Regions from separate parts of the Homo sapiens genome. Here region 1 is linked to region 2. A link is a loop called in an ENCODE intact Hi-C map of the cell type or tissue named here. Cell type or tissue: Panc1. All regions are shown on one strand. Each heading gives the region's core, and the rest is flanking DNA. Links, peaks and the distances in the headings are about the cores only. Region 1 overlaps DLEU1 (deleted in lymphocytic leukemia 1). Region 2 overlaps DLEU1 (deleted in lymphocytic leukemia 1).

Region 1 (15,954 bases), core at 2,684-10,683, 190 kb before region 2:
GCTTCAATTTTCAACTAGTTAAACAGGAATAATAATATCTACCTAACAGGGTTGTAATGATTCATATGTTGTGATTAATATATAATTATATTTATAATAATATAAGTAACATAAACATGTCATTATTTATGGTATTACTTGAAATAATTCCTGTGATATCTGGCAGATAATATGCACTGGGCAAATGCTGATTCTCTTCCTTGTGCATTTTACTTACCACTAGTAAATGTGGCCACTTTGTTTATAATGAATTGTTTGGGATCAGGATAAAGTAGCCTGTACTTGTGTATTTCTCTTCATCTAAAAGATTAGAGTCCTTGACAAATAGACAGTCACACAAGGTCTCAGAAGGGAAGACCACCATTTTCAGCTAGATGGAGAATGAGTTTGTGGCTGAACATTATACCTGTGGCATCTCCCATATATCATTAGCTGCTGTGATTGTTAGACACACTTGGAGGCATTGATTAAAGTTGTTAATCTTTTGAAGTGTCTGAGGTTGTCTTTTAAAGCCCCCACATAAGTTTCTGATCATCTCCAAGAGTTAACAAGTGGAGTACGCCTGGAGATATTATGAAGTAGACAATTAAAAAAACAGGGCCAGTCTCATCACAACTTCTCTTTCTCCTTCTACTCCCTATTAATTTTCAGCCATTAGAGAGTAAAATTATGTGGTTTGGAGTTGGTTTGCCTTTTCAAGCCCCAAGGGATTATAACCCTTAGTTATAGATTACCTTCAGGTGTCAGGTTTTCTTCAGGGATGGCACTCTTTTATGAATAGAACCCCTACCAATAGAACCAAGCACCTGTGAAATCCACCCTCTGTACTGCTCACCCAGCCTTCTCTACTTGCAAGTTGTCCCAAAATGTTACAACTAGGAAATGTGAGTTTTTGGTGGCAACAAAGGTGGGGTTTTTTTTGCCCACAAAAGTGAATTCAAGGGATTTATTTTGGTTTTAAAATTAATATTCACTTTTTAAAGGTACAAATTTGAAAACCTAGTTATTCCTTTAGTTTTTAAACTCAGCTTACAGCTCTTATTATTTTATTTATGTCAACACATTTAACAATCACTCTTAAGATGGGCTTCGAATAATGTTTTAATTTACAAATTGTACTTCTCCCTATTTAACTTCTCTTTACAGTTAAATATTTTGATTTTCTTTAACAAAACTTTTCTGAAGATTTAAATTATGCTTATAAGTTTATAAAATAAATTTATACATATGCTGATTCTTAATTTCTCTTAAATATTCTAATACTATACATAATTGTAGTAAGATTGATGTTTAAAATCACAAGTCTATATGAATTATTCAATGAACAATTTAAAGCTGGAATTACAAGTCTCATCTATTGCTCTCTTAGGGCAAAACTGCTTAAATCCTTTATGCTTACATTCCTTCTAATTCTATTGGGTAAACGACTTTGGAAGTTGCAACAAGATAGATGAATAAATGAGATACGTCCAGAATTCAAAGGGGTTATCATTTTAATATCCATTCAAATTGCATGACCCTAAGACTGGAAGCATATGAAAAGAATACAGCAATCTTTTAAGAGTCTTTAACATAGAAAATATATATGTTATGAGACAATCTCATGGACATTAAAAGTATAATAAAGGAATGCTGTGAACAACTCCATGTGACAAAATTTGATATCGTAGAGAAAATGAACCAATTCTTTGAAACATAAATAATCAAAACTCACAAAAGGGGAAATAGATAAGCTAAATAGTCTTATATGTATTAAAGAAATTGAATCAATAATGAATAACCTCCACCAAAAGACAGCATCAGGACCAGTGAATTCTACCAAACTGTGAAGGAAGAAACCAGCCTTACCCTAATACCAAAACCAGACAATGTACAAGAAAGGAAAACTATAGGCTAATATCTCTTATGAACATAGATGCAAAAATCCTCAACAAAATATTAGCAAATTGCATCCATCAATGTATAAAAAGTAATATATTACTATCATTTGGGATTCATTCCAGGTATGCAAGGCTGGTTCGACATATGAAAATCATTCAATGTAATCAATTACATTAACAGGCTAACCAAAGAAGAAAAATCATACAATTGTATCATTTGATGTAGAAAAGTCATTTGACAGAATCTAACACCCCTTCATGATAAAAATTCATCAAACCAGGAATAAAGGGGAACTTCCTCAGCTTGATAAAGACCGTCTACAAAAATCTCAAAACTAACATACTAAAATGGTAAGAGACTGGATGCTTTCCCCATAAGATTGGGAACAAGAAAGGATGTCCTCTTTCACCACTCCAATTTAAAATTGTACTGGGGCTGGGCGAGGTGGCTCATGCCTGTAATCCTAGCACTTTGGGAGGCCAAGGTAGATGGATCACTTGAGGTCAGGAGTTCAAGACCAGCCTGGCTAACATGGTGAAAACCCATCCCTACCAAAAAATACAAAAATTAGCTGGGCGTGGTGGTGTGTGCCTGTAGTTCCAGCTACTCAGGAGGCTGAGGTGGGAGAATTGCTTGAACCCAGGAGTTGGAGGTTACAGTGAGCTGAGATTGTGTCACTGCACTCTGGCCTGGATGACACAGTGAGACCCTGTCTCGATAAATAAATAAATAAATAAATAAATAAAATTATACTGGAAGTCCTATTTAGTGCAATAACATGAGATAAAAAAATAAAAGTATACAAATTAGAAAGGAAGAAATAAAATTGTCTTTATTCATAGATGACATGATTGTCTATATAGAAAATCTCAAAGAATCAACACAAAAACTCCTGGATCTAAAAAGCAATTATAGCAAGATTGCAAGATATGAGGTTAATAAACATAAATCAGTTGCTTTTCTGTATATCAGTAATAAGCAATTGGACTTTGAAGTTAAAAAAAAAACCCTTTATAATAACATCCAAAAATGACATACTTAGTTATATATCTGAAAAAACTAGGTATAAGATTTATATGTGGAAAGCCATAAAACACTGATGAAAGAAATCAAAGAAGGTCCAGATAAATGGAGAGATATTCTGTGTTCATGACTGGATTGCTAAAATGTCAATTCTTCCCAATTTGATCTATGGATTCAATGCAATCCCAATTAAATTCCATCAAGCTATTTTGTGAATATCAACAAATGGACTCTGACATTTATATGGAGACACAAAAGAATTAAAATAGCAAACATACTGCTGAAAAAGAACAAAGTTAGAGAACTATCCAATTGCCAGGCCTACTGTGCAGCTACGGTAATCAACACATTGTTTTCAAGAAATGACAGATATGGAACAGAATAGAGAACCCAGAAATAGATCCATACAAATATGGTCAACTAATCTTTGACAAAGGAATAAAGGCAATTCGATGGAGAAATAATAGTCTTTGTCATTTCAATAAATAGTGCTGGAACAATGGAAGTCCACATGTAGAAAAAAAAAATGACACAGATCTTACATTTTTGGATAGTTGGTTTTGAGCTGTGATTTTTAGGTTGAAATTTTAATTAGCTTATATTTGGTATAAAATCAAAATTCACCATATTTACAAATTTAATTTATCAGATATATAAGAATTACTTTAAGTACAGAGGAAAATTTGTTGGATAAATACAATTGCAATACTTAAAAAGTATACTGAATATGTTAAATTTATAAATTTAGTTGTAACACTTGAACATTAAGAATCAATATTATCCAAAGAGCTCTTAAAAGTGATTGTTAAAATCTGCTACAGTTACCAATAAAATAATACTTGTAAGCTGAACTTAAAAGTTTAAGGAATAATCAAGTTTCTGTATTCTTTTTTAAATGTGTGACAGGCGTTCAGAGGATCATTTAGAATCCTTGGTTCATAACACATTCTCATCATTGGTCCATTCTTGGTATTTATTTGGTTGGTAACTTTAATAAAATTAACTCACTTACTATTAATTTTTATATCCAAAGTAAACTCTGAATAGTCTTTTCTTTATTCCAAAACTGTCTGTGAGCCCATAAAAATCTCACATATTCATAGGATGAAGGTGGGATGTGGAAAGGGTCTAAAATGTGTTTTCGTGAATAAAAATGATTGTTTAGAAATAGTAGCATTTAGCCTAGTTATTAAAGACAGGACATTTGAGTAATTTAAAAAAATAGATGAAATGGAAAAACACTCACCCAATAAGGTTTCTATTGTAAAAAGGCCAAAGGGAACGACATTCAGAATAAAAAGTCTTATACTTGGAAGTGAACAGATAACTAAATTTAATGAGATGGTCTGGGACACATAGGAACCCTCAAAATGTTACTAGAAGGTTATGGTGAGCCTAGAATATTGAGGGGTGAGTTTGGGCCATCTAGGTGAAAATGTCAGCTAGACAGTCATAGATATAATACTAGCACTCTCGGGGAAATTGGAATTGAGAACACAATGTGGGAACCACCAGCTTAGAGGCAAGAGCTGAAGCTCTGAAGATAGTGAAGGCCTCCCTGGGGGAGATGGGAAGAGAGGAATGAAGGCAGAAGAAAAGTTGTTTTTCTTTCAAATCCTCTATATTTTATATTATTCCCTGCTTCCTTTTCCTCCTGCTTCCTGGGTTGGGATGGGGATATCTCCTCTTGGCTTATAAAATTATCTAGAGACCAGGAGCCACCTTGTAGAGTAGGGGTCCCCAACCTCTGGGCCATGGACCAGTACCAGTCCATGGTCTGTTAGCAACAGGGCCGCACAGCAGGAGGTGAATAGCAGGCGAGTGAGTGAAGCTTCATTTGTATTTACAACCACGCCCCATCACTCCCATTACCCTCTGAGCTCAGCCTCCTGTCAGATCAGTGGTGGCTTTAGATTCTCACAGGAGTGTGAACCCTATGGTGAATGGTGCATGCAAGGGATCTAGATTGCGTGCTCTTTATGAGAATCTAGTGCATAATGATCTGTCACTGTCTCCTATCACCCCCAGGTGGGACTGTTTAGTTGCAGGAAAACAAGCTCAGGGCTCCCATTGATTCTACATGATAAAGAGTTGTATACTTCATTATATATTACAATCTAATAATAATATAAATAAATTGCACAGTAAGTGTAATGCGCTTGTATCATCCTGAACCATCCCCCTCCACTCTGTGTCTGTGGAAAAGTTGTCCTCCATGAAACCAGTCCCTGGTATCAAAAATGTTGGGGATCACTGTTGTAGAGGACACAGAGAGGTTATTTTGAGAACCCCAAAGCTGTTACAAACACACCCAATAGACAGCACACCTATATAACTATAGGTATTCAAGGGCAGTTACTACAAGACAAGTTTTCAGGACCAACTTTTCATCTTTGAGCGGATGCACAGTCCGGACTGGTTTTCTTCCGTAAGAGAGAAAGAGGGAGAGCAAAAGTGAGAACTTTTGGGGCAGGGAGGAAAAGTCAAAGGGGGATGGTCAGGTTCAAGCATGAGGCCCTTGGAGACTGCTGGCCAGGGGTGCTGCAGAGTCACCGTTTCTATTGTGTAAACTTTCCTATGCTGACAGATTGCCTGGTGTGATAACTTCACTCTTGTGTGCAAATACTCTTCCTTAAAGACACATAGAGAAAAGCTGGCCAAGACCCAAGAAATGGCTGTAGAAAGATATTCATTCTCAGGGCATTTCTGAAAACACATTTTCTCTACATTTTCAGCTTTCAAATTGTATAAATTTTCTCTTGACTTCTGACTCAAAAATCTTCTCAAACCAGGCATGTCAGTTTCTTAATTAAAAATGGTGTCTTAGTCTGTGAGGCCTACCATAACAACATACCACAGACTGTGTGGCTTAAACCACAAAATGTATTTTCTCACAATTCTGGAGGCTCGAAGTCTAAGATTAAGGTGTCTGCAGATTTGGTTTCATCTGAGGCTTCTGTCCTTGGCTTGCAGATGGCTGCCTTCTTGTTGTGTCTTCACAGGGCCTTTTTCTCTGTGCCTGAGTATCCCTGGTATCTTTTCTTTTTGTAAGGACACCAGTCCCAATGTATTAGGGCCCATTGTTTTGATCTCTTTAACCTTATTTACCTCTTTAAAGGTCCCATCTCCAAATATAGTCACATTGGGGATTTGAGCTTCAGTATATGAATTTGTGTGTGTCTGTGAGGGGGGAAATAATTCAGTCCATAATAAATAGTAAGCTGAGATTTGTCTACTATGGACTCCCTGTCACACAGTAAGTACTTAGCAAATATTTGTAGAATGAGTCAGGCTGTGACTGGGTAACTCATTTATCAATGTGCTGCCATATTTTTTAAAGTCTCATAAACCTTAGTCAATTAAATAAATTTTTCATTTTGCAAGAGTTGGTAATGATGGCCTAGTAACTTTATAAATGGGCTAAAATCAATATACTTATCTTTAACATGAGCCCTAGAGGGTCAGATCAAGCCATAGTGCAAGACCCTAGTATAATTCCTTTCCTTTACTGAAGTGTTACGCTGGAACAACATTGCAGTGAAGGTTTAAAACTAAATATTGAAGATGAGGTGGTTTTGCAAACTTTCTGGATGATGTGTGTTAAGAGGCACAGAAGGCAAGCATCTTGCTCCCTTCTTACAAAGAAACAGAAGTGGTGAAGTAACTTGCCTAAGGTCTCATGCAGGTGAGTACCAGAACTGGGATTAGAATTCAGTCTTGTGTCACTCCAGGGTGCTGTTTTTTTTCTTTTTTTGATGTGCTTCTTGTTTAGCCCATTTAGCTAGTGAATGTGAAGATTCAAGGAGAAAAGGCTTTTCCTTCTGACATTGAAGTACCTAAACTCTTTAGAAAATCTACTCAGGTGCATTTCATAAATTGATTACAGATGAAGTCCAATAGTAACATTGTTTATATTTGTGAAATCTACCATACTTGTCAGTTTCTAGTTTACAGATTATATAAGGAAATCACTTACATCCAAAATACAATCTTTGCCAGTACACCAGCACAACCTCTTGGGAATCTTGAACTACACATATACTGAATTGATACTGCAAATCAAGTCATTTGCCCAAATGGAAGGATTTAGGGATAAATTCAGCCAACAGTTACATGCTCAGATTCAAGAATCTGAAATAACCACTATATTGTATAGCTAAAAATAAAGCAGTTTGCACAACACTTGGCATTTTCAGTTGACCTAGTCAATACTAGCTAATAATTTTTATAATTCTTGAGTGAAGTGAGTTTTTTCTTTATTTTACATGTACAACTGGAATCCTGAAAAGTTAATAGATTATCTTTTACCTAAGTGCTACAGTAGGTAAGGTAGTATTGATAGTCTTTTACTGAATCTACAAATATTTTTTTCTTGAACATGACATAATTTCTTTTAACAGTTTTATTGAGACATAACCAACAAACAATAAACTGCACATACATATAGTGTACAATTTGATGTTTTAACATATGTATATTCTTATTAAAACTACCACCACAATCAAGCTAATAAACCCACTACTCCTAAAAGTTTTCTTGGGTCCTTTTGAAATTCCTCTTTCCTAGGTAACCATTGATCTTTTTTTCTGTAACTACACATTAACTTGCATTTTCTAGGATTTTATATAAAGTGAAACATACAGCATGTAATCTTTAAAAAAATCTCTTTTCTTTCAGTCAGAATACTTACTTTGAGACTCATCAATGCTGTTGAATATATCAATAATTCACTCCTTTTTATTGTGGAGTAATATTCTATTGTATGATTATATCACAATTTCTTTATCCATTCACTTAATTATGGGCATTTGGGCTGTTTCCAGTTTTTTGCTGTTACAAAAAAAAAAACGCAGCTATGAATATTTCTGTACAAGCCTGTATATGAACATATTTATTTTCCTCTTAGGTAAAAACCTATGAGTGGAATGGCTGGAACATATGGCAGGCGCATGTGTAACATTTTTGAAATTGTCAAACTGTTTTCTAAAGTGATTGTGCCATTTTACATTCACACCAACAGTGTATGAGAGTTCCAGTTGCTTCACTTCCTTAACATCGCTGGGTGTGGTCAGTTTTCTAAATTTTAGCCATCCTAATAGATTTGACTTCATGCTTTATTGTGGTTTTCATTTGCATTTCCCCAAAGACTAATTATGTTGAACATCTTTACATGTGCTTATTTCCAATTGTCTACCTTTGGTGAGGTGTCTATTTGAATGTTTTATTTTTTTAATTGTTTTTATGTTTTCTTCTTAATGAGTTTTAAAATTTGTTCTTTGTGAGATATGTAGTTTATAAATATTTTCTCCTAGTTTTTGCTTGTCTTCTTATTCTCTTGTCAAAATTAAAAGCTTCTGCTCTTCAAAAGTCTATTGAGTTTCAAATTATCAATTTTTTTCTTTTATGGGTTGTTCATTTGGTGTTATATCTAAGAAATCTTTACCTATCCTGGGATCAGAGAGATTCTCTAACAGAAGTTTTATAATTTTAGGTTTTACATTTAGGTCTATATTTCATTTTGAATTAGTTTTTATATACAATTTAAAGTATGGATCAATGTTTATATTTTTGCATGTGGATATACAATTTTTCCAGCACAATTTATAGAAAAGCTTATTATTACTTCCCTGACTTACCTTTGTACTTCTAGCAAAAATCAATTGTTTGTATATGTGTGGACCTATTTATGGACCCTCTATTTTGCTCCACTGATCTATTTGTCTATCCTTATGCCAGTGCCACACTGTATTGATAACTGTAGTTCTATAATAAGACTTGAAATCAAGGCATGTAAGCCCTCCAGTGTTGTTCTTTTTTCAAAGTTTCTTCAGTATTCGAGGTCTTTTGCATTTCCATATGAATTTTAGAATTAAATTCTCAATTTTTATGGAAAAATTTACTTTTGACTATTGAAAAATTGAATTTTGATTGAGATTGTGTCAAATCTTTATAGATCAGTTTGGAGAAAATAGACATCTTAGCAAAATTGAGTCTTCTGAGGTTGCTCATAACCTACCTTATTGGACACAACAAGAAAGAATGGCACTGCCAATGCTGTGCAGCCCCCACTCTGCCCTTAGTATGTCACATGTGGCATCTGATGTTCAGGCTGAGCAAAATGTCAGTGTCAAGTCATATAATAAATTAGTCACAAATGAGCTTAATTCCTTGCCTTCTAAAAATAAAAATAAAGAGAAGATTAAGTTATAGTATTTTCTTCCTATACCCCAGTGTATAATTTTTTCCCGACTAAGTAGACCACTAGTAAAATGCCTTTCTACCTCTAAGATGCTAGAATAGAAAAAAAATATTGTTCCCTGCTCATCCCAATGATCAAAATTACCTTGTATTTTGTGATGACTGCTTTGGATTTCCAAGGCAGTAGCCACCATGTCTCACCTCATGCCCTGCATGACTTAAGGGAAAGAAGAGATCATAGACAACATCTGGCTGTCTAGTAAGTAGAGCTTGACAGTGTCAGAAACAAGATGCGATGCAGCTATTACTTTGTTAGCTATAGTGCTCTGATTGTTATTTGTTGATGAAAGCTGTGGGAAGAAATGGCAATGCATATAAACAGGAGAAATTTAGTTATAATTTATGCTTCTTTAGAAAATGCCAGCAGCAAACATCATTTCCAAAGCATTCAAACCACCTATGACTAATCACAGGATGACCAATGTTCCCCTTGTGACGTGGTAATCAAGTGCGTTGAAGACATTCCACCTAATTTTGAGCATTTTAAGCAGTATGATGCCATGATTCAGATTTTCCTATTGCAGGTGTCCACAATATTTCCAAATTTATGATATTTTGGAGCCTATGCATTTTTCCCTATGGGCATTGATGACCCACACTGAGTAGAATGAGCAATGTGGGTGTTGGATTGCTGGGCAATTCTTATGCTCCCTGGAGGGATCCCTTTCTCAATTGCCACGGCAGCTATTCCAAACCTTTACATTCATTAACATCCAATAAATATTGATGGAAGCCTTCTCCATAACAGAAACTGTACTCCCACCTTCTACCTATGTTTTCTTCATTTTTAGCAGATAAATCAAATTTTTAACTTTTCAACTACACTTTCTCTTTCTACTTCCAAATGTGCCCATTGTCTCACATCTTTTTACTTCTATCCTTTCTATCTCTCAAGAAGACGCATCCTTCTCAAATACATCCTCACCCCCTATTCTCATTCTGGCTGATCTCCTGTGTCTCTAGGAACTTTGTTCAGATATTCTGCTTCCTCTTATTTTCCATCTTTTCAACTGGACCCATCTTTCCAGATTGCAAATCTGATAGTATCTCCCCGCCAGCCTCCCCACTCCCACACACTAAACCCTGCAGTGGTCACTAGTACTCTTAGGATATATTGAGAAAAAATTATTCCATTTGGCCTCCAAAGCCCTACATAGTCTGGCTTCTGCCTGCCTCCCCATTCTTACTTTTTTTTTTTTAGACAGAGTCTCACTTTGTTGCCCGGGCCAGAGAGAGTGCAGTGGCACTATCTCGGCTCATTGTGACCTCCACCTCCGTGGTTCAAGAGATTCTCGTGCCTCAGCCTCCTGAGTAGCTGGGATTACAGGCGTGCACCACCACGCCCAGCTAATTTTTGTATTTTTAGTAGAGACAGGGTTTTGCCATGTTGGCCAGCTGGTCTCAAACTCCTGCTCTCAAGTGATCTGCCTGCTTCAGCCTCCCAAAGTGCTGGGAGTACAGGCATGAGCCGCCATGCGCAGCCTCCATTCTTATTTTCACTCATTCCTCCTCTCTCTGCTCTACACATACTGGATTTTCAATCCCTGAAACACATCTTGGGGTTTCTCCTATCACAGGGCCTTGCACAAGCTCTTCCCTCTTTACTTAAGTTCCACTCATCTTTGCTGTCTTACTTAAGCATAATTTCTGTAGGAAAACCTTCCCTGACAAGTTGTTATTCTGCCAGTTTTTTCCCTGTAGACTCCCATGGCTTGATTTATGTCTTATTCTTAGAATTTGCCATAATTGACATATTCTATTTAGTGAGAATGATTATTTGATTAACATCTGTCTCCCTCACGAAGGTATAAGCTTCAGGAGGGCAGAGGCTTGTCTTGTTGTGCCCACCACTTAATAACAGAGGCTGGGCCAGGTGCAGTGGCTCACACCTGTAATCCCAGCACTTTGGGAGGGTGAGGCAGGAGGATTGCTTGAGGTCAGGAGTTAAAAGACCAGCCTGGCCAACATGATGAAATCCCATCTCTACTAAAAATACAAAAATTAGCTGGGCGTGGTGGTGCCTGCCTGTAATCCCAGCTACTCAGGAGGCTGAGGCACATTTTCTTCCTTCACTTTTTTCTCTTACTACTCTTCTCTCTTCCTTCTTTGTTTTGTTTACTATCTTTTTTCTCTCTTTTTATCACTTTATCTAATAAATACTTATTGGGCAAATGAATGAAATGCTAGTCTTCCTGAGGGTTTTCTGGTTTTTGACTTTTTTTTCTCTTTTTCGTCTGCCTCCTTTTCCTTAGTAATCTTATCCAACACCATGGCTTCACCACCATCCATATCCATAATGCCCCATGATGTCCAGACCTGTATTTTCAACTGATTATCTTCCTGGAATTGTCCTCTAGTTACTTAAACTCAACCTAACTCAAACCAAAGTGGTTATCTTCCTTAAATATTTTTCTTCTGCTTAATCCTACCCTTTGTAAAGTTTGCCACTACCCATTTCAAACGGCTTAAACCCAAAACCTAAGGTCATTTTTCTTCCTTTTCCACAAATACCAAATTCTGTTGATGCAAATGAAATGTCCCTTTCCAAAATCCCCACTTATATGCCCCTAAGTACTATTGCCTAGTTTTGTTCTTCTCTAACTTTTCCAGAAGGAGAACTCTTTTATGTAAGAGGAATATGTAAAAATTATGACATGAGGTGGACGGAAGGGAGCTGCTCTAGCTGAAGGTGGGAGAAGGGATCTGAAAGCAATCCCTTGCCCACTGAGGCAGTACCAGAAGTTGGTATAGTTTGAAAGCTACTAGCCTACGTTACTGCAACACCCTTTAAAAAAACTGCTTTTACATTTTTTTTCACATGTAAAACACAGAAATAATAGAGATTTATGAAATATCTACTATGGGCTAGGCATTGTAGCAGGTGCTGTGAATATAATGGTGATTGAAATCAATATAGCCCCTGCTCTCAAGGAGGTTATATCTAACAGGGATGGCAGAGAGAAAAAAAGCAATTATAACCAAGTGAAGTAAGTGCTATGATGTGGGTGGCAAGGAGCTGCGGGCTATGTAGGAGAAGACCTAATGTAGTGCAGGGACAGGTTGGGGGTGGACCACGGGTAGCTTCCTACAGGAAGAGACTGTTAGGCTAGGACCTAAAAGATGAGTTGGAGTTCAGCAGGTGAAGAGAAGAGAAGACTGTTTCAGGCAGAGGAAACAGCACTGTTGGTTGTTCCAAGGGAGCTAGCTCAGCACTGTAGGGAGAGGAGCGGGAGTGTAGAGTGAGTATTCACGTCAGGGCTCATCTTTAGCTTAAAAAGAACCAGGGAACTCTGGAGAGTCTAGTTCAGAGTATAATGCTTTCTCCATCCCTTTCTTGCCCCGTCCTGCCTGGTTTCTTCTTTCGGCTTTGGTACTCATTGGGATTAGTTCCTCACTGCCAAGCTTGAAGCCAATAATTTGATCTGAAGCAGACGACTTTCAGCAAACCACCGGAAGCCTCCCTGCTCCCCATCTCCATGCGACAACCTCAAATAATTCAGAGCTGTGTAAACCTTGAAACCACCTAAGCCCCACCCAGAGACCTCATAACTCTTAAAAAATTCTTCCTCAAACAGAGGAATTTCGTAGGCTTGTTTGATCTTTTTATGTTGCTGTTTTCAGGATATAACTTTTCTCTTTTCCTCTCAAGCCCGGGCTCTAGGCAGTTATCCAAGAGAAGAGAGGTCTGGAGACTTCAGCCTGTCTCAGGGCACACATCAAGGCAGAGATGAAAATATAGGTGAATAGTCTGGGATATCTTTATGAACACTTCTCAGATGACTTGGCTGAAATCTTTCTCTTACATCAGAACTCAATGGTTTTAACAACACAGTTTGATAAAAAACATTTTCTTTAGCAGTCATGTTACAGTAATTAACATGTAACCTTGGGAACTCTATACGTGATTTAATTCCTCTCTGAACCAATTTTTCCTAGTTTTGTAGACATATCTTGGGTTTCTTTCCAGGTACAAGAAGAGTTTTAAGAATGATGGCCATATGGATTTTCTGTTTAGCAGAATTCTCTATATTTTGAGTATCTTTACCCAAAGGTTAGTATTAGACAGACAGTGAAATGAAAATTAAAATGGAAATAATAGTACAATAGGCCTGCATGTTCTTATCTGAAACTTTTGTGGCCAGATATATTTAATAATTCAAAATATCTGAGATATTAGAAAGATAATATGGTGCCTATATTACATAATATTATAGGTGGGGTCTGGAGTGTGATCACGCATAACATGTCTGATACGGAATATCTGAATATCCACACTGCATAGCATAGCCTCACGTTAGTTCACCAAATGAACTTTGGTGCCACACTTAACAAAAATACCTTAGTTTCCGAAGCATTTTGGATTTTGGAATTGCTGAGAAGTAATTGTATACCTGTCCTTGTCTTGCTTCACTGAGAGAGTTGCTGTATCAAGGGTGTTTAATCAGAAAAATGTTATTTCATCATAAAATGTTATTTTATAGCCTAGCCTAACAGCATTGGAGAATCTTTGTCCCCCTTTTTTTTTTCGGCACATGTCTGTTTGCAAAATCTTTTTTGGTTATAATTAAAGTAATTCCTCTATTGGAAGTTCAATATACTATTCTATGATCTGAGTCATTATTTTACTTTCAGTCCACCAGCTGCTGTTTGCCAAGCTGATTGGCTTTCCAATATATATTTCATTTACTATAGGTTGCAGGGGTATCTCTTTCCAGATGATCTATTGGACATAGTCCTTTATGCCTCTATTACTTGTTTTGAGAAACTTTTCCTAAGTTAGTTGTTTAGTTGACTGTGTTGGTCCGGTGGGCATCTCAGATTTATTTGTCTAGAAACTATGCTACCTGGAGGCATAGAAAGAGTAAAGTACTTGGAATACCCAGAACTCCTGGATTTGCATTTCATTTCTGCTTCTTTCTAGCTATGGTGGTGATGGCTTACAATCCATTGAACTTGTCTGAGCTTTAATTTCTCAACTTCAAAATGGGGATTAATAATAACAGCTTTTGCTACTTCTCAGGCATAATGTGAAGTAAAATGAGAAGAGGTTGGTGCAAACAAGAAGATACAGTGCAATTCACATTCAACGAAAGGGAACGGTCTAAATGCAAGGTCTATATGCACTTAAGGTGTTTTTATTGATAAATATTGGGTTACATGGCTTTACTTCTGCTCAGATCTGGATAGGGACCATTTATTGAGTGGCTGCTGTATCAGGAACCACAGGAGGCAACCTCGATTAATCCCAGTAAAACCCCTTTGAGGTGGCTGCCATCATTCTCTATTTGAGAGAGGATAGAGACCTGACCAAGGTCACATCACCACTTAGCGCCTGAGCCAGATTGAAAACCAGATTTGTTTGATGGTAAAGTCAGCACTCCATTTTAATTGCAAAGACTATTGTGCAATGGTGAATGTTTTGTGGTGTTTTTTTGTGTGTTTTGAAAATTGAGAACAAGATGGGATTCATAACAAATTAGATAGTTCACTTTTCTTATATGTAAATTCCAGACAGTAGCAATAAATCACACACTTTGGATGCTCAGGGGAAATTAGTTATAATTTAATGCTTTGGAAAATCATTATTTATCCCCCTTTGTGGTAGAATTTATTCTCAACATCCTTATAAATAAACAAAATGTTTTACTAGCTAAAAAAATTACCAATCCATTCTTTCTTCACAAGGCATGGAGACAGTAGAACAACGGCATTTTTCTTTACTATCCTCTTGGCCTAATTGTTCGCTTGTCCTGAATCAGTTACTGAACTGAGAAACCCAGGTAAGCTTCCCATAGCATTCTCCTTTCTTATTTCTAGTATTTGGTTCAGTCCGCGATACTCTTTTAGCCATCGGTGACTGCTCTTACTGAGACTGTGGCTGTCCTCGCCCAGAGTTGAGGTAGGGGTAGGTTGGGGATGGGAGACTCACTACTAAGCACTGTGGAGTCTATTTGAGTCCCTGGCAGTATCTGTCCGATATGGTCTGGCTCTGTATCCCCATCCAAATCTCATCTCAAATTTTAATACCCGTGTGTCAAGGGAGGGACCTGTAATCCCCACGTGTCAAGGGAGGGAGGTGATTGGGTCATGGGGACAGTTAACCCCATGGTGTTCTCGTGATAGTGAGTGAGTTCTCACGAGATCTGATGGTTTTGTAAGGCAGTTTTCCCTGCTCTTGTTTACTCTCTCTCAGCAGCATCATGTAAGATGTGCCTGCTCCCCCTTCCGCCATGATTGTAAGTTTCCCGAGGCCTCCTCAGCCATGTGGAACTGTGAGTCAATTAAATCTCTTTTCCTTATGAATTACCCAGTCTTGGGTATGTCTTTATAGCAGTGTGAAAATAAATGAATACACTGTCTATCTGTCTGTCTCTCTCTCTGTTATTTAAGATCAGAACAGGACTTACTGTATGACAGAAACACAGCTGAAGGGGTGTTAGAAAGTCCGGAGCTTATGAAGACGTTCCCTGACCTCTCCTTTTGTTAACTGGGGCTTCATTCCAGAGAATAAGAGCTTCTTTATGGGTTCAGACACTTCTGGCTGCAATTAGCCGATTGTTAATTTATGTCTGAGTGTTGGAGGCTTTAGTTAGATAAAATATTTAAAGGATTTAGTCTCAGTGAAAAGAACTTTAAGTAAGAATGGCTTTGAGGAAAAGAGAAAAGTTAGATTCCAGCTTTCCTTCTGGGTGCTGACTATGGTGAGTGGGGAAGTAGGTTATGAGATAATAAGAGCTTTATTGTCAATTTTTGCATTCTTTTAGAGGCCCCCACGACTTTAGATTTCCTTAA
Region 2 (15,954 bases), core at 4,778-12,777:
GAGATTTTGGGCTGAGATGATGGGGTTTTCTAGATATACAATCACGTCATCTGCAAACAAGGACAATTTGACTTCCTCTTTTCCTAATTGAATACCCTTTATTTCCTTCTCCTGCCTGATTGCCCTGGCCAGAACTTCCAACACTATGTTGAATAGGAGTGGTGAGAGAGGGCATCCCTGTCTTGTGCCAGTTTTCAAAGGGTATGCTTCCAGTTTTTGCCCATTCAGTATGATATTGGCTGTGGGTTTGTCATAGATAGCTCTTTTTATTTTGAGATATGTCCCATCAATACCTAATTTATTGAGAGTTTTTAGCATGAAGAGTTGTTGAATTTTGTCAAAGGCCTTTTCTGCATCTGTTGAGATAATCATATGGTTTTTGTCTTTGGTTCTGTTTATATGCTGGATTACGTTTATTGATTTGCATATATTGAACCAGCCTTGCATCCCAGTGATGAAGCCCACTTGATCATGGTGGATAAGCTTTTTGATGTGCTGCTGGATTCGTTTTGCCAGTATTTTATTGAGGATTTTTGCATTGATGTTCATCAGGTATATTGGTCTAAAATTCTCTTTTTTTTTGTTGTGTCTCTACCAGGCTTTGGTATCAGGATGATGCTGGCCTCATGAAATTAGGGAGGATTCCCTCTTTTTCTATTGATTGGCATAGTTTCAGAAGGAATGGTACCAGCTCCTCCTTGTACCTCTGGTAGAATTCGGCTGCGAATCCATCTGGTCCTGCACTTTTTTTGGTTGGTAAGCTATTAATTATTGCCTCAATTTCAGATCCTGTTATTGGTCTATTCAGAGATTCAACTTCTTCCTGGTTTAGTCTTGGGAGGGTGTATGTGTCGAGGAATTTATCCATTTCTTCTAGATTTTCTAGTTTATTTTCATAGAGGTGTTTATAGTATTCTCTGATGGTAGTTTGTATTTCTGTGGGATCAGTGGTGATATCTTTATCATTTTTTATTGTGTCTATTTGATTCTTCTCTCTTTTCTTCTTTATTAGTCTTGCTAGCGGTCTATCAATTTTGTTGATCTTTTCAAAAAACCAGCTCCTGGATTCATTGATTTTTTGAAGGGTTGTTTGTGTCTCTATTTCCTTCAGTTCTGCTCTGATCTTAGTTATTTCTTGCCTTCTGCTAGCTTTTGAATGCGTTTGCTCTTGCTTCTCTAGTTCTTTTAATTGTGATGTTAGGGTGTCAATTTTAGATCTTTCCTGCTTTCTCTTGTGGGCATTTAGTGCTATAAATTTCCCTCTACACACTGCTTTGAATGTGTCCCAGAGATTCTGGTATGTTGTGTCTTTGTTCTCGTTGGTTTCAAAGAACATCTTTATTTCTGCCTTCATTTCATTATGTACCTAGTAGTCATTCAGGAGCAGGTTGTTCAGTTTCCATGTAGTTGAGCGGTTTTGAGTGAGTTTGTTAATCCTGAGTTCTAGTTTGATTGCACTGTGGTCTGAGAGATAGTTTGTTATAATTTCTGTTCTTTTACATTTGCTGAGGAGTGCTTTACTTCCAACTATGTGGTCAATTTTGGAATAAGTGCGATGTGGTGCTGAGAAGGATGTACATTCTGGTGATTTGGGGTGGAGAGTTCTGTAGATGTCTATTAGGTCTGCTTGGTGCAGAGCTGAGTTCAACTCCTGGATATCCTTGTTAACTTTCTGTCTTGTTGATCCTTCTAATGTTGACAGTGGGGTGTTAAAGTCTCCCATTATTATTGTGTAGGAGTCTAAGTCTCTTTCTAGGTCTCTAAGGACTTGCTTTATGAATCCGGGTGCTCCTGTATTGGGTGCATATATATTTAGGATAGTTAGCTCTTCTTGTTGAATTGATCCCTTTACCATTATATAATGGCCTTCTTTGTCTCTTTTGATCTTTGTTGGTTTAAAGTCTGTTTTACCAGAGACTAGGATTGCAACCCCTGCCTTGTTTTGTTTTCCATTTGCTTGGTAGCTCTTCCTCCATCCCTTTATTTTGAGCCTATGTGTGTCTCTGCACGTGAGATGGGTTTCCTGAATACAGCACACTGATGGGTCTTGACTATCCAATTTGCCAGTCTGTGTCTTTTAATTGGAGCATTCAGCCCTTTTACATTTAAGGTTAATATTATTATATGTGAATTTGATCCTGTCATTATGATGTTAGCTGGTTATTTTGCTCGTTAGTTGATGCAGTTTCTTCCTAGCCTCGATGGTCTTTACAATTTGGCATGTTTTTGCAGTGGCTCGTACCAGCTGTTCCTTTCCATGTTTAGTGCTTCCTTCAGGAGCTCTTTTAGGGCAGGCCTGGTGGTGACAAAATCTCTCAGCATTTGCTTGTCTGTAAAGGATTTTATTTCTCCTTCACTTATGAAGCTTAGTTTGGCTGGATATGAAATTCTGGGTTGAAAATTCTTTTCTTTAAGAATGTTGAATATTGGCCCCCACTCTCATCTGGCTTATAGAGTTTCTGCCGAGAGATCAGCTGTTACTCTGATGGGCTTCCCTTTGTGGGTAACCCAACCTTTCTCTCTGGCTGCCCTTAACATTTTTTCCTTCATTTCAACTTTGGTGAATCTGACAGTTATGTGTCTTGGAGTTGCTCTTCTCGAGGAGTATCTTTGTGGCGTTCTCTGTATTTCCTGAATTTGAATGTTGGCCTGCCTTGCTAGATTGGGGAAGTTCTCCTGGATAATATCCTGCAGAGTGTTTTCCAACTTGGTTCCATTCTCCCCGTCACTTTCAGGTACACCAATCAGACGTAGATTTGGTCTTTTCACATAGTCCCATATTTCTTGGAGGCTTTGTTCTTTTCTTTTTATTCTTTTTTCTCTAAACTTCTCTTCTTGCTTCATTTCATTCATTTGATCTTCCATCACTGATACCCTTTCTTCCAGTTGATCAAATCGGCTACTGAGGCTTGTGCATTCATCACGCAGTTCTCGTGCCTTGGTTTTCAGCTCCATCAGGTCCTTTAAGGACTTCTCTGCATTGGTTCTTCTAGTTAGCCATTCGTCTAATTTTTTTTTCAAGGTTTTTAACTTCTTTGCCGTGGGTTGGAACTTCATCCTTTAGCTTGGAGTAGTTTGATCGTCTGAAGCCTTCTTCTCTCAACTTGTCAAAGTCATTCTCCGTCCAGCTTTGTTCTGTTGCTGGTGAGGAGCTGCGTTCCTTTGGAGGAGGAGAGGTGCTCTGATTTTTAGAGTTTCCAGTTTTTCTGCTCTGTTTTTTCCCCATCTTCATGGTTTTATCTACCTTTGGTCTTTGATGATGGTGACGTACAGATGGGGTTTTGGTGTGGATGTCCTTTCTGTTTGTTAGTTTTCCTTCTAAGAGTCAGGACCCTCAGCTGAAGGTCTGTTGGAGTTTGCTGGAGGTCCACTTGAGACCCTGTTTGCCTGAGTATCAGCAGCAGAGGCTACAGAACAGTGGATATTGGTGAGCAGCAAATGTTTCTGCCTGATCGTTCCTCTGGAAGTTTTGTCTCAGGGGAGTACCCGGCCATGTGAGGTGTCAGTCTGCCCCTACTGGGGGGTGCCTCCCAGTTAGGCTACTTGGGGGTCAGGGACCCACTTGAGGAGGCAGTCTGTCCGTTCTCAGATCTCAAGCTGCCTGCTGGGAGAACCACTACTCTCTTCAAAGCTGTCAGACAGGGACATTTAAGTCTGCAGAGGTTTCTGCTGCCTTTTGTTCAGCTATGCCCTGCCCCCAGAGGTGAGGTCTACAGAGGCAGGCAGGCCTCCTTGAGCTGCGGTGGGCTCCACCTAGTTCGAGCTTCCCGGTTGCTTTGTTTACCTACTCAAGCCTCAGCAATGGTGGGCGCCCCTCCCCCAGCCTCACTGCCACCTTGCAGTTTGATCTCAGACCGCTGTGCTAGCATGAGCGAGGCTCTGTGGGCGTAGGATCCTCCGAGCCAGGCACAGGATATAATCTCCTGGTGTGCCATTTGCTAAGACCATTGGAAAAGCACAGTATTAGGGTGGGAGTGACCCAATTTTCCAGGTGCCATCTGTCACCCCTTTCTTTGACTAGGAAAGGGAATTCCCTGACCCCTTGTGCTTCCCGGTTGAGGCGATGCCTTGCCCTGCTTTGGCTCACACTGGGTGCACTGCACCCACTGTCCTGCACCCACTTTCCAGCACTCGCCAGTGAGATGAGCCCAGTACCTCAGTTGGAAATGCAGAAATCACCTGTCTTCTGCATCGCTCACGCTGGGAGCTCTAGACTGGAGCTGTTCCTATTTGGCCATCTTCACTATAAAACCTTTTGAATACAAGTTTTATTTTTCTTATTTCAGATTTCTTATTTCTTATTTCCTTAGCAAAGTCCAAATCCTTTTTTTTTTTTTTTTGATACAGGGTCTCACTGTTGCCCAGGCTGGAATGCAATAGAGCAGTCATGGCTCACTGTAGCCTTGACCTCTTGGGCTCAAGCAATCCTCCCACACAGCCTGCTGAGTAGCTGGGACCACAAGTGTGTGCCATTATGCCTGGCTAATTTTTAAACATATTTTCAGAGATGAGGTCTCCCTATGTTTCCCTGGCTGGTCTCAAGCTCCTGAGCTCAAGCCATCTTTCCTCTTCAGCCCCCCAAATTGTTGGGATTACAGGCCTTAACCACCTTGCCCAACTCAGTTTTCAATATTTGCTAACCACTTGTATTGTCTCTTGAGGACTATATGTTCATATCATTTACATATGTATTTATCTTTTGGATCCTACAGCTTTATTTAAATATTAATTATGTGACTTAGTTTCTGTGACTATTTTTTTCCCATTTGTTGAGTAATTTTTAAGATTGTTTAGTCTCTTATGAATGGAGTAATTTTTTATTTTTATATACAAAATCTATAAATCTTCTAGTTTGTGATTTCTCCAACTTGATTTTAAAATGTTAGATTCAATGACATAGAAAAAATTCCTTGAGCACAAAGCTGATTTCTAGACCTTAGAGTAGGAGCCTACAAGGGTTTTCCCTCTCTTTTATCAAGTTGAGAGAGAAGGGAAGATGACACATGGGACTGGTATGAGGGCCTTTAAAATCAGAGCAACCAATGCCAGAGAGATTGATGGTATTCTTGAAGGGAGTGGGAGGAGGCAATTAGAACACTTAGGTTAATTGCACTGGATGGATAAGGAATGGCAAAGTGGAGTGGCCCAGCCATGGCATTCCACCTAGTTAGGCTGCAAATGATCACACCTGAGCTACTCTGCTGTGTCTCTTCTTCCCTACTCAGGGAAATCTCCAGCCCTCTCTGGTTCCCACCCCCAGCTCTGTAGTATTACTATAGTGTCTGTAACATCAGCTGTAGCTGGGCATAAAATGATGCAACACCAGCCTGTCTCTGCTTCTCATGGGTTCAGGAAGTGGTCTTTCATTTATCATCGACCACTTAGTACCAGCCACCTACCGTGAGAAGCAAAACAGACAAGAAGGAAAGAAATGGGCAGATTGGGGATATATTTTGAGGGTATACTTGAGAGGATTTGTTGAAGGATTGGAGGTAGTGTATGAGAAAGATGAACAAGGATGTTCTCAAGACCGGAGCAAGAAGTTGCCATATCCTGAGATGAGATAAGTAGCAGGAGAAGAAAGTTTCAAGGGTGGTAATCAGGAGATCAATTTCTGCACACATTAGGTTTGATAGGCCTTGCGATGTCCAAATGGAGATACATGGGCCTGAAGGGAGATTATGGGGCTGGAGTTCAGAAGGGAGATCCAGGGTGGAGATTTGTCAACAAATAGGTGGATGACAGCATCCAGGAGACAGAGTGACTAGAAAAGTAAAGAGGATGGAAGAATGAGTGCTGGGACTTTCCACTGGCACATAATTTAGAGGGCGAAAAGACGAGAATAAACCAGCAAAGGTGACGGGGGAGCAGCAACCAGTGAGGTAAGGGGAAAGCCAGGAGAGTGTGGTGGTATCCTGGAAGCCAAGGGAAGAAAGTTTATCAAGCAGGAAAGAGTGATCTGCTGGGTTAAATGCCGCTTAATGGTAAATATTGAGTGTCAACTTGATAGGATTGAAGGATGCAAAGTATTGTTCCTGGGTGTGTCTGTGGGGATGTTGCCAAAGGAGATTAACATTTGAGTCAGTGGACTGGGAGGCACAGACCCCACCATCAGTCTTGGTGGGCACAATCTAATCAGCTGCCAGCACAGCTAGGATAAAAGCAGGCAGAAGAATGTGGAAGGACTAGACTGGCTGAGTCTTCTGGTCTCCATCTTTCTCTTGTGCTGAATGCTTCCTGCCCTCAAACATCAGACTCCAAGTTCTTGGACTCTTGGACTTACACCAGTGGTTTGCCAGGGGCTCTTGGGCCTTTGGCCACAGACTGAAGGCTACACTGTCAGCTTTCCTGCTTTTGAGGTTTTGGGACTCAGACTGGCTTCCTGGCTTCTTAGCTTGCAGATGGCCTATTGTGAGACTTAACCTTGTGATCATGTGAGTCAGTTCTCCTAACAAACTCCCCTTCATACATTCATCTGTCCAATTAGTTCTGTCCCTTTAGAGAACATTGACTAATACAGTGTGACAGGTCAAGCAAGTGATAGGCTGAGAATTGACCTCTAGATAGAGCAAATTATTGGAGACTTTGATAAGAGCAGTGTCAGTTGAGTGGTGAAGGCAAAACCCTGAGACATGGGTTCAAAAGAGGATGGAAGGAGGAGAAATTGGGGCTGTACAGAACTGGGGCATAAAAATGGCCTATATCTGAAAATAACTCCAAAAATTTATTATTAAAATTAATTTCATTTGTTTCTTTTTAAATTTTTTTCATGTGGCTACTAGAAAAATTAAAATGACAGATGTGGCTCACATTATATGGCTACTGGACAGCACTGATATAAATTATGCTTTTCATAGTTTTATCATAAAGGGGACCAGAAGATGGGATGGTAGCTGGTGGTGAAGTGGGGTAAAGAGAAACTTTTTTCCCCTGAAATGGGAGAATTGCAGCATGTTTGTATGTGGGAATAATATAGTCAAAAGTAGAAGTTGATGATGCAGCAGAAGAGACAGGGGACAAATGATGTCCTGGAGTAGGTGAGTGCATTTGGGTTCCAGCGCATAGGTGGAGGGTGGCCGAAGGGTTATGGACTGTTCATACAGAGTGACAGGAGAGGAAGCAGAATGTGAGGTTTGCAAACAAAGGTGAGTATTTATGGACATGGGAGTGCTTGGAAGTTCCTCTTTTGTAATCTTAGTGACATAGGGAGCCAGTCTTCAGCTGAGAAAAGAGGATGGGGGAGGAGGTTCTCTTCTGACATACACTATAGACCACAGAATTTGGAAAAAAAAAAAAAAAGCTTGCTACTAGGTCACTTAGAAGACAAGGAGGGGACAATGTAGGGTGTAGGGTACTTCGGATTTGCTGGTGGTTCATTACCGGAAACAAAAAATGAAACAACCCATTGGAGACATGTTCCCACTCGGTCATCTTGTCTCCTTCGTTTCTTGGATCCCAGTTTTTTTGTCTGTCTGTTTATTTGTTTGTTTTATCAAAGCAGAAAATAAAAACTCCAATTCTCTCCTCCTCAGTTTGCTTGGTGTTCAACATAGTTCCTCCTGCTGCGGGCCAGCTTGGTTTCTTTAAACTTTAATTGCCACAAAAACGTTTGCACTCAGAGCCCTAAATCTTCCAAGTCCTCCTTTTGTGTTTCTTGTTTTCCTCCTCTTTTTCTGCCTTCAGGAAAGAAGTGAGATGATGATGGCTCTGTCTCAGCAGCTCTCGGGGGGACCTGCAGGCTGGGGAGGCAGCTTCTCTCTGCAATTTGGCCGCTCCTGGACTTGTTGCAGCCAGGCTTCAAAGAGAAACCACCGCTTCCTCCCCGAGCCCCACGCCAGCCTCAGAGGCAGCTGGGCCTATTGAAACATTCAAGTTTCACTTCAGGCTACTTTAAACATTTGCTTTATTCCAAAACAGCTAAACTTGGAGTTATTTTCAAATATAGGCCATTTTTATGCCCCAGTATATTGTGTGGTTTTGAAGGCTTTTTTCATATCATTAGCTGCAACCCCCAAAGGTTAAAAATAATGATTAAGTAAAATCTTTACACGGATTCCTCTGCTCCCTGGAGGGGACACTGGGCAGTGTCCAAACTGCCAGACAAGCCAAGCTGTGACAATAGTGACTTAGCTTGCGACTCTTAGGGTTGTCCAAATGATTATATTCTTGTGGGGAGGAACGTGAAAGGGGGCTGAAGAGAACAGTGTAAGACACAAATTTGGTTTGGGGTTTGGCGAGGATCAAGATTTTTAAAATGGCTCGTGTGCTGAATTCATTTTTTTTTTCTTGCTGTCTTAGAGTAACAATCACATAAACATACTCTGAGTTTATTTTCTGTGAAATAGTTGCAGTTCACCTTTCAGCTGATAAGCATCTGCCCCTAGAAAACCATAAAAAATGGAAGAGTTTACAAGAGGTTGTGAGTTGGCACAACCAGGCAGGGGAGGAGAAAGCACTTAGGACAAGTAAATATTTTACAGCACCTATATTTTCAGACTGTCGCTGCTTCCAAGGCCAGCCTCCTCTCGCTCCTGGCTCACTGCTCCTTTCCCTTACTTTTCCTGGGGCTTGCTTTCTTTCTGTCTTCTTATTTTTTTAATCTCAAAGTTAATATTTCCATTTAATTCTACCTGCTTCCTCCAGTAGTTAACATGCTAGTTAGCTATTTAAACATTTTATAGATTTCTCTGAGCTTGTCATAATTATTTTCTTGGCTGAGCCTTCTGGAGTCATTCCATGTCAGGAGACAGTCTGAAATAGAAAGACAGCAACTTTAGGGTGGGTGCAGCTGGGTTACACCTGTTGCTAAACAAAACAGGATTTATGAAAACATAAACTAAAACAAGTAAAGCAAATCAGAAAAAAAAGACAGTAAGCAGCCTGCCCTGGTAAATTGCATGCTTCTTTTACTGTTGTCCTCTTTGTGTGAGAGATTTGTTTGGGTTTTGGAAGGGACACTTCAATGCACAACCTCTGTAATCCTCAATAAATTCAGTTAGGGTGAAGCAAATCATACCAAGAGGAGGCTCCTAAGTCAAACAGAATGATTTTTTTTTTGGCGCTAAGGGGTGTTTGAATTTTGACAGCTTGTTCTACATTTTAACAATGGAAGCTATGATGGAACAAAACATATTTCTAGACATTGTTGCTTTTTATTTTTAGTGTAGGGTTAAGTGTTAGTGTTAAACATTTTTTGAAAATAAATAAATTTTCTCAATTTTTATAATGCTGAAAAATTAATGACCATATGGTAAAATACTCTGACTGTGGGTGGAATGCAAGGCATCGAAGGACATTACCTAATGGAGGTGGGCGTAGTTTTCCTTGACTCCATAAAGGATTTTAAAATCCAACTGGGCTTAATGTTCCATCTAAATCTGCATTCCATGGCATCATGTCGGTTCACCATAAAAATTAGAGAAAGTTTCTATTGATCAAGAAAGAAGAAAGAAAGAGAGAAAGAAAGAGAAAGAAAGAAAAAAGAAAAGGAAGAAAGAAAAGGGAAGAAAGAAAGAAAGAAAAGAGAGAAAGAAAGGAAGAAAGAAAGAAGGAAAGAAAGAAAGAAAAGAAAGGGAGGAAGGGAGGAAGGAAGGAGAGAGAAAAGAGACATAATTGCTCTATTGTGAAGATTAATCAACTTTATAAAGGAATAAAAATATTTCATAGGGACGTGGTAAAGATTCTTTTGTGAGGGTTTCCCACTTTCTGCTGGAGTGTATAGACCACTTAAGGTAGTCACATCAGGAAAGGGTGAGAACTTTGCCCTTGGACAACAAGAAGATTTTCTTTGCATTTTTTTCAAGAGGCCCAGTTTTTCAAGGGCCTATGACAAAAGTCTGGAGGTAATGAGAAAAGATGCAGACGTGATGATTAGAAAGCTGGTTCTCAGTGTTTGTTTAGTGAATATTAGATTGAGCTTTTCCAGCGTTTAACTCTTGCAGTTAAGAGTTAAGAGTGGTAAGGGGAGCACTGAGTGCTGATTCAAAGGCCAGATAGCATTTTGCAGCTGTGGGGCTACGCACTGGGCCCTGGCCAATGCACCTCATCCCTGCTTTTGCTGGATTTTAACAGGCACCACAGGACCCTTGGCTGCTTAGGCAGCCAACTTTGCTAAATTGCTTCATGGTTTCCATGATGTGAGCTGAAGTCCACCACAGCTAGGTTGGCATCTTTGCATTCATTTCCTTCATGTCCCATTGTAAGTTAAGTCATAAACTGGTACTTCAGACAGTAAAAAGATGGTTCCTTGCCATGCATACTTTGATCTTACTCTGGTGGGAATCATTCCCTTGCCTTATAACTGGCATCTGAACTGATGATACCAACTTTGTAAATGTTTTAAATTTTTGTGGTAAAAAACACATAACATAAAATTTACCATCTTAACCATTTCTAAGTGTACAGTTCAGTAGTGTTAAGTATGTTCATATTGTTGTGCAGCCAATCTCCAAAACTTTTTCATCTTGCAAATCTAAAACTATATACCTCTTAAACTACAATTCTCCATTCTCCCCTTCCCCAAGCCCTGGCAACTACCTTTTTATGTTCTGTTTCTGTGAATTTGACCACTCTAGATAACTTTTAAGTGGAATTATACAGTATTTTTCTTTTTGTAACTGGTTTATTTCACTTTGCATAATGTCATCAAGATTCATCCATGTTGTAGCATGTGTCAGAATTTCCTTCCTTTGAAAGCCTGGACAATATTCCATTGTATGGATAGGCCACATGTTGTTCATTCATTCCTTGAGGGATACTTGGTTGCTTCTACATCCAACTCTATATTTTAGTATTCAACATAATCTGAGGGGTGATATTGTTCTATTAATATTTCTATAACTATTTGTCCCATGACCTCAATTGTTAATAACTGTTGATATGAGGCATCTTTGCCCTCCCAAAATCCCTTTACTAATGTTAAGACAGAGTATCAAACTTGAAATAAGGCAGTAGAATAGCCTCAGTTTTCACGGTCTTGTAAGAGCATTTTCTAAAAGACCTACCCAAAGATGACCTGATTCTCTAGGGGAATGTATCTTATTTGACATATTATTTGTTACTAATTAAGGCTCAGACTCTATGAGATGACATGCTAATTTGTAGGATTTTATTCAGTAGTGATGCAAGTGATTTTGGTCTGGTAAAAAAAAAAAAGGATGACTTTAAAGGTTATACTTTTATTGCCAAGTATAGTATTAACTAGTGTTCTGTCTAACCCAGCAATCTTATTCCAACATTCATTCTCAGATGCCCGCATATATTTAGTTTCTCAAATACTCTTTGCACTGGTTTTATCATTCTGCTCGTTACCTCATTAATGAATTACGTAAATATTTGCCACATGCTTATGTTTATATGCAAGCCATAGTTATAACTTTAAAAAATTATGTTTTGAATTTCTTTCCTGCCAGAGCAGCCAGCATAAATAACTGCATTCTTCATTTCAGTGAAGTTTTTGTTGCTAAGCCATAGAGGGGCCAGGTGATGTCAGAACAGTTAAGCATGAGACCTACACTAGGAAAAAGTAGGAAATGGCTTTCTGCTAAATGTAATTATAGAATAAGTTCTTTTTTTTTTTGAAAGAAGACTGACCAACAACACAACAACAAATTTAGCTTATAAATATGTTCCAGCATTTTAATCTAATACAAGGGCAAAGTAAACCTCTGTGTTGATGTTTGGGCCGAAAACTACCAGCCTCCTCAACTCAACTATGCAAACATCAGGCCAGGAGGCTGCAGAGACCTCAAGGTGTGTTTCCCAAAAGGCATAGTAGAGAGGCTAGCTACACTCACATAGATCTGCAGTTGCAACAGAGGATATAAAAAAATAAATAAAAGGCAAAGTTTCCATAAACTCTGCATTTTCATACCCACCTGCAGCCAAACCTTCTTAATGTGGAGATGTGCCTGTTTCTTGCAAAGGGTTTACTATTATGGTTCTGCTCTGTGCTGGAAAAGTGCAAATGACTATGGACAGCATGCCAAAAAACAGTCCCTGCTGATTCTTTTCAACTCAGGGGCATGTGTGTGTGCACATTTGTGTGTGTGTGTGTGCATGCCTGTCTGTGTGGGGGGTGTTACTATACCATACAGACACACAGCCTGCCGTTTTAAGTGTCCCAGAGATCAATTTATTCAACATTTAGTGACGAGAGGTAGCTCATTTAAAGGGTTAGTCCCTAAAGATTAGGAACTGATTCTCAAGAATGGAGGTAATATATCTTGGTTGCCTTCTAATTCCCAGGTATTCCTCAAAGACAGACCAGCATAAATTAATCAATGCCTCTCTGAATTCTGCAAAATTTGTTTTTTCTTTTGTCCCACGTGAGAGTGAATGTTAAGATAAATGGTTATTTCTGGACTAAAATTAAAGGAAGTTGAGAAAAGCAAATGATGTATTTCAGTGAGTTAGTAGAAGGCCAGAGGGAATTCTGTTAAAAGCCTCCCCTACAGCTTAATGATTGTCACATTGCAAACTCTACCTTGATAAAAAGAAAAATTTTAAACTATGACCTCCCTTAATTTTCTCCATCTATGTGTGGGAGCTCTCCTCTGTGAGTTCATCTGTTTGAATTTGACTCTGAATGATTCAATCAGCCAGTGTTGCACCATAATTTGGTAGCCCTTTGGCTAAATGCAAAGGGTTGGTGGTCTCACCCTGGGTATATGCAGACATCTCCCTGGCATTGTTACATTACCCTGTGGAGTCAGGGGATGACAGATGAAGAAAATTTCTCTGCTGAAGTTAGTGAGGCCCCCTCCATTTCTAGGAAATCCTTAATTTTGTTCTTACAATTTAACGAATCTCTGCTTTTCATGCAATCTTTGTATTTAGGGTCATTCCAGTCTTTTAAACAAAATTGGTATACAGCTTTTTATGTGGGGTAGTGTTTTCAATTTTCACACTGATGCTATCATATTTCAGGAATAACCACAAGTGGTTAATTCTGTAATTCTTCTAGACATTTTATTTTAAACTTTAAACCTGAGGAAACCATGGTCAGTATCAATAAATGTTGATTGAGTGTCAACTGGGTATGAGCCCTGTCCCTGGCACTTTAACAAGTCTGCTCTGAGAGGTCTGGGTTTCCAAGATGTTCCATTACCTGGTTTAGGAGTCAGATATTTCCCTCAAAGAGGTATTCCTTGTTTCCTGAGTTTTAAAATTATTCTAAGTTCCCAGTTTTTAAAGCCATTATCTGTAAGACAGGAGTGCCCAGTAGTTTTCATTTACTAGGAGCTTATTGTGAGCTAGAAACTGTAGTTAGTCAAGTGTTTTACATGCATTTTTAAATTTTAATCTCCATACCAATCTACTAAATTGGCGCCCTATTCTTCTGAATCCCGTTTTAGAGGTGAGAGCACTGAGGCTTGCTGAGAACATGCCATCAGCTCCAGTGACACAGCCAGCATGGAATCCAGTTTAAATGTGGGCATGTCTGACTCCACAGCCTCTCTGCTACATCATGTGCAGTCTGCTTTTTGATGGCCTTTTGTTAATTCCTCCTTGGTGCCCTGATATTTCAGAAGTTATATGTCATTTAGTTACACATTTTAAACCTTAGGAAACCAAGTCTGCATCAACATTTACTAAGTATTGACTGGCTCTGCATTTAATGTTTTACACGTCCGTTTTGCATGGTCAGGATGTCCAAATTATTTCATTAGCTCATTATTTTGGTCATATGTATTTCTGAAGGGGACTATAATAATGAAAACTAGCTTAAATTCCCAATTATTCAGGCTATTTCATTTAAAGATGAGAACAGCTGGCAGTTTCAATTCCTCAAGTGTTGAAAAATTGTGGAAAAGAAAAACCCCAAACCAGCGTGTTAACAAATGGCTTAGCGAATGAATCGGAGGGATTGTGTTCTCTCTGGCCGTTTCTGGATATCTTCTGTGTGTCTCCACAATCTGGGTGCGGTGTGATGTGTTGCTCCACGGAGAAACCACAGTTGAAAGAATAAACAGGGATGACAGAATAAACAGAATAAACCCTGAGTGTGGGGGAAGCTTTGCAAGTCAGGCTCCTTTCACTCACATGCCTGGCCTTCTGGGAATGGGCCCAAAGTTTTCTCTTTGGGAACTGGTGTAAACGGCTTATTGCAGCCAGTTTGTTTGGTTTCTCATTGACTGGTACAGGGTCCTGGGCAGGCACTAGCAGAATGAGGCTGCCTTTGGGGGAGCCTCGCAAACTGGGCACTGCTCAGTAAACAAACACATGCACAAATGTGCTGAGGAAAGTGGGGACCCGGCATGGCACACACGCATGAACACACACACAGACTGAGGGAGATGATCTAATGGAGAAGAAAAGAATTTATTGTTGTTGATCATTATGGATTCCACCTCCAATTCAATGACACATTTTTCTGAAAAGATTTCCATTCTTTTGTTTTTGTTTTATTTTTAGTTTTAGTTCTGGGTATGTGTACAGGATGTGCAGGTTTGTTACATAGGTAAACATGTGCCATGGTGATTTCCTGCACCTATCAACCCATCACCTAGGTATTAAGCCCAGCATGCATTAGCTATTTGTCCTAATGCTCCCCCTCCCCAACCACATCTGCCAACAGGCCCCAGTGTATGTTGTTCCCTTCCTTGTGTCCATGTGTTCTCATTGTTCAGCTCCCACTTACAAGTGAGAACATGCAGTGTTTGATTTTCTATTCCTGCATTAGTTTGCTGAGGATAATGGCTTCCAGCTTCATCTGTGTCCCTGCAAAGAACATGATCTGTGTCCTTTTAATGGCTGCATAGGATTCCATGGTGTATATGTACCACATTTTCTTTATCCAGTGTATCACTGATGGGCATTTGAATTGATTCCATGTCTTTGCTATTGTGAAAAGTGCAGCAATGAACGTATGTGTGCATGTATCTTTGTAATAAAATGATTTATATTCCTTTGGGTATATACCCAGTAATGGGATTGCTGGGTCAAATGGTATTTCTGGTTCTAGATCTTTGAAGAATCGCCACACCATCTTCCACAATGGTTAAAGTAATTTACATTCCCACCAATGGTGTAAAAGTGTTCCTAAGATTTCCATTTTATGTTTGTCAAGCACTCTCCTTGGAGGAAGACTAAAGGCACACACTGTCCATAAGAACTGAACAATCAGTGCTGTTAAGTAAGTTGGGTTGAGATTGTGCAAGACCAGGAAATTGAAGAGGCAGTTGATGAAAGTTGTGAAAGGAAAATTGCAGAAAAAATCTTGCATGCCCATGATGGGGGCACTCAGCAGTGGAAACAGCAAAAAGAGGGACCCATTCTACAGCAGAACTGCCTTTTTCAATAGTGCTATTGGGACCTGGGCTCATGTTCTTGCTGAGAAGAGCCACTAATATTACCTGGGAGTGAGTTGAGCCTTAAAGTCCTTGTCTGTGCAGCCCTGTGTTTTGAGCACTTTCCAGATGGTTCAAGAAGTTTGTAGAACTTATTCATAATTTGTGTAGCAAAACAGCTGCATTTTGGAGCCTTGATAGTAGTATCACAGAGTTGGGCTGGAGGAGAGTCAAAGACAGGGACATATGTGTCACCTGGGCTGCTTTGGAGATCTCAGGACTGTGACAGGACAGTGACACCGGCCTGCAACCATAGACCACCAGTGTGCACTTATAACCTGGGCTCAGACAGATATGCTGACTCCCAAGATGGCTGTATCTTGAGTTAATGGCACATAATTCAGCCCCTCACTGAGGCTTTCCTGGAAATCTAACCATGGACTGTATGTGCACTCAGTCCTGGAACTCCCTGTCTGAAAGTGCAAAAATGCCTGTTCTGGTGTTTGTTCATTTGCAGTAGTTGCATGAGCCTCTGTCCTCAGGGTCTCTGTTTCCTTCTTCGTGTCCTGTGTCTCCATACTGCTTCTCTTCAAGTGCCATCTGTGAGACTCAGGGGGATCCTCCGACATTTACGGTCCTTAGCAGTAGGGTTTTCCCTAGTGGT

What was found. Hi-C counts contacts between places; a loop is a spot of excess contacts. Peaks named below come from ENCODE experiments on the same cell type or tissue, not always from the same donor. Only the 100,000 strongest peaks of a DNase experiment are listed, where the experiment ranks them.
Region 1: a loop joins it to region 2, with 4 times the contacts of the local background. A loop is called at or near these places in 2 of 110 quality-filtered maps.

What each region holds. Positions count from the first base shown.
Region 1 is chr13:50,314,279-50,330,232 of GRCh38, forward strand. The region is part of intron 2 of DLEU1 (deleted in lymphocytic leukemia 1); the gene reads left to right. Among named protein-coding and RNA genes, the nearest start is that of DLEU2, 200 kb to the left of the region's middle. In Panc1, for the core only: no CTCF peak of the experiment used is centred there; a DNase peak (open chromatin) is centred at 6,115; H3K27ac peaks cover 7,894 bases.
Region 2 is chr13:50,504,929-50,520,882 of GRCh38, forward strand. All of the region lies in intron 5 of DLEU1 (deleted in lymphocytic leukemia 1), which reads left to right. Among named protein-coding and RNA genes, the nearest start is that of DLEU1-AS1, 15 kb to the right of the region's middle. In Panc1, for the core only: a CTCF peak has its summit at 8,059; no DNase peak of the experiment used is centred there; H3K4me3 peaks cover 1,782 bases; H3K27ac peaks cover 7,902 bases.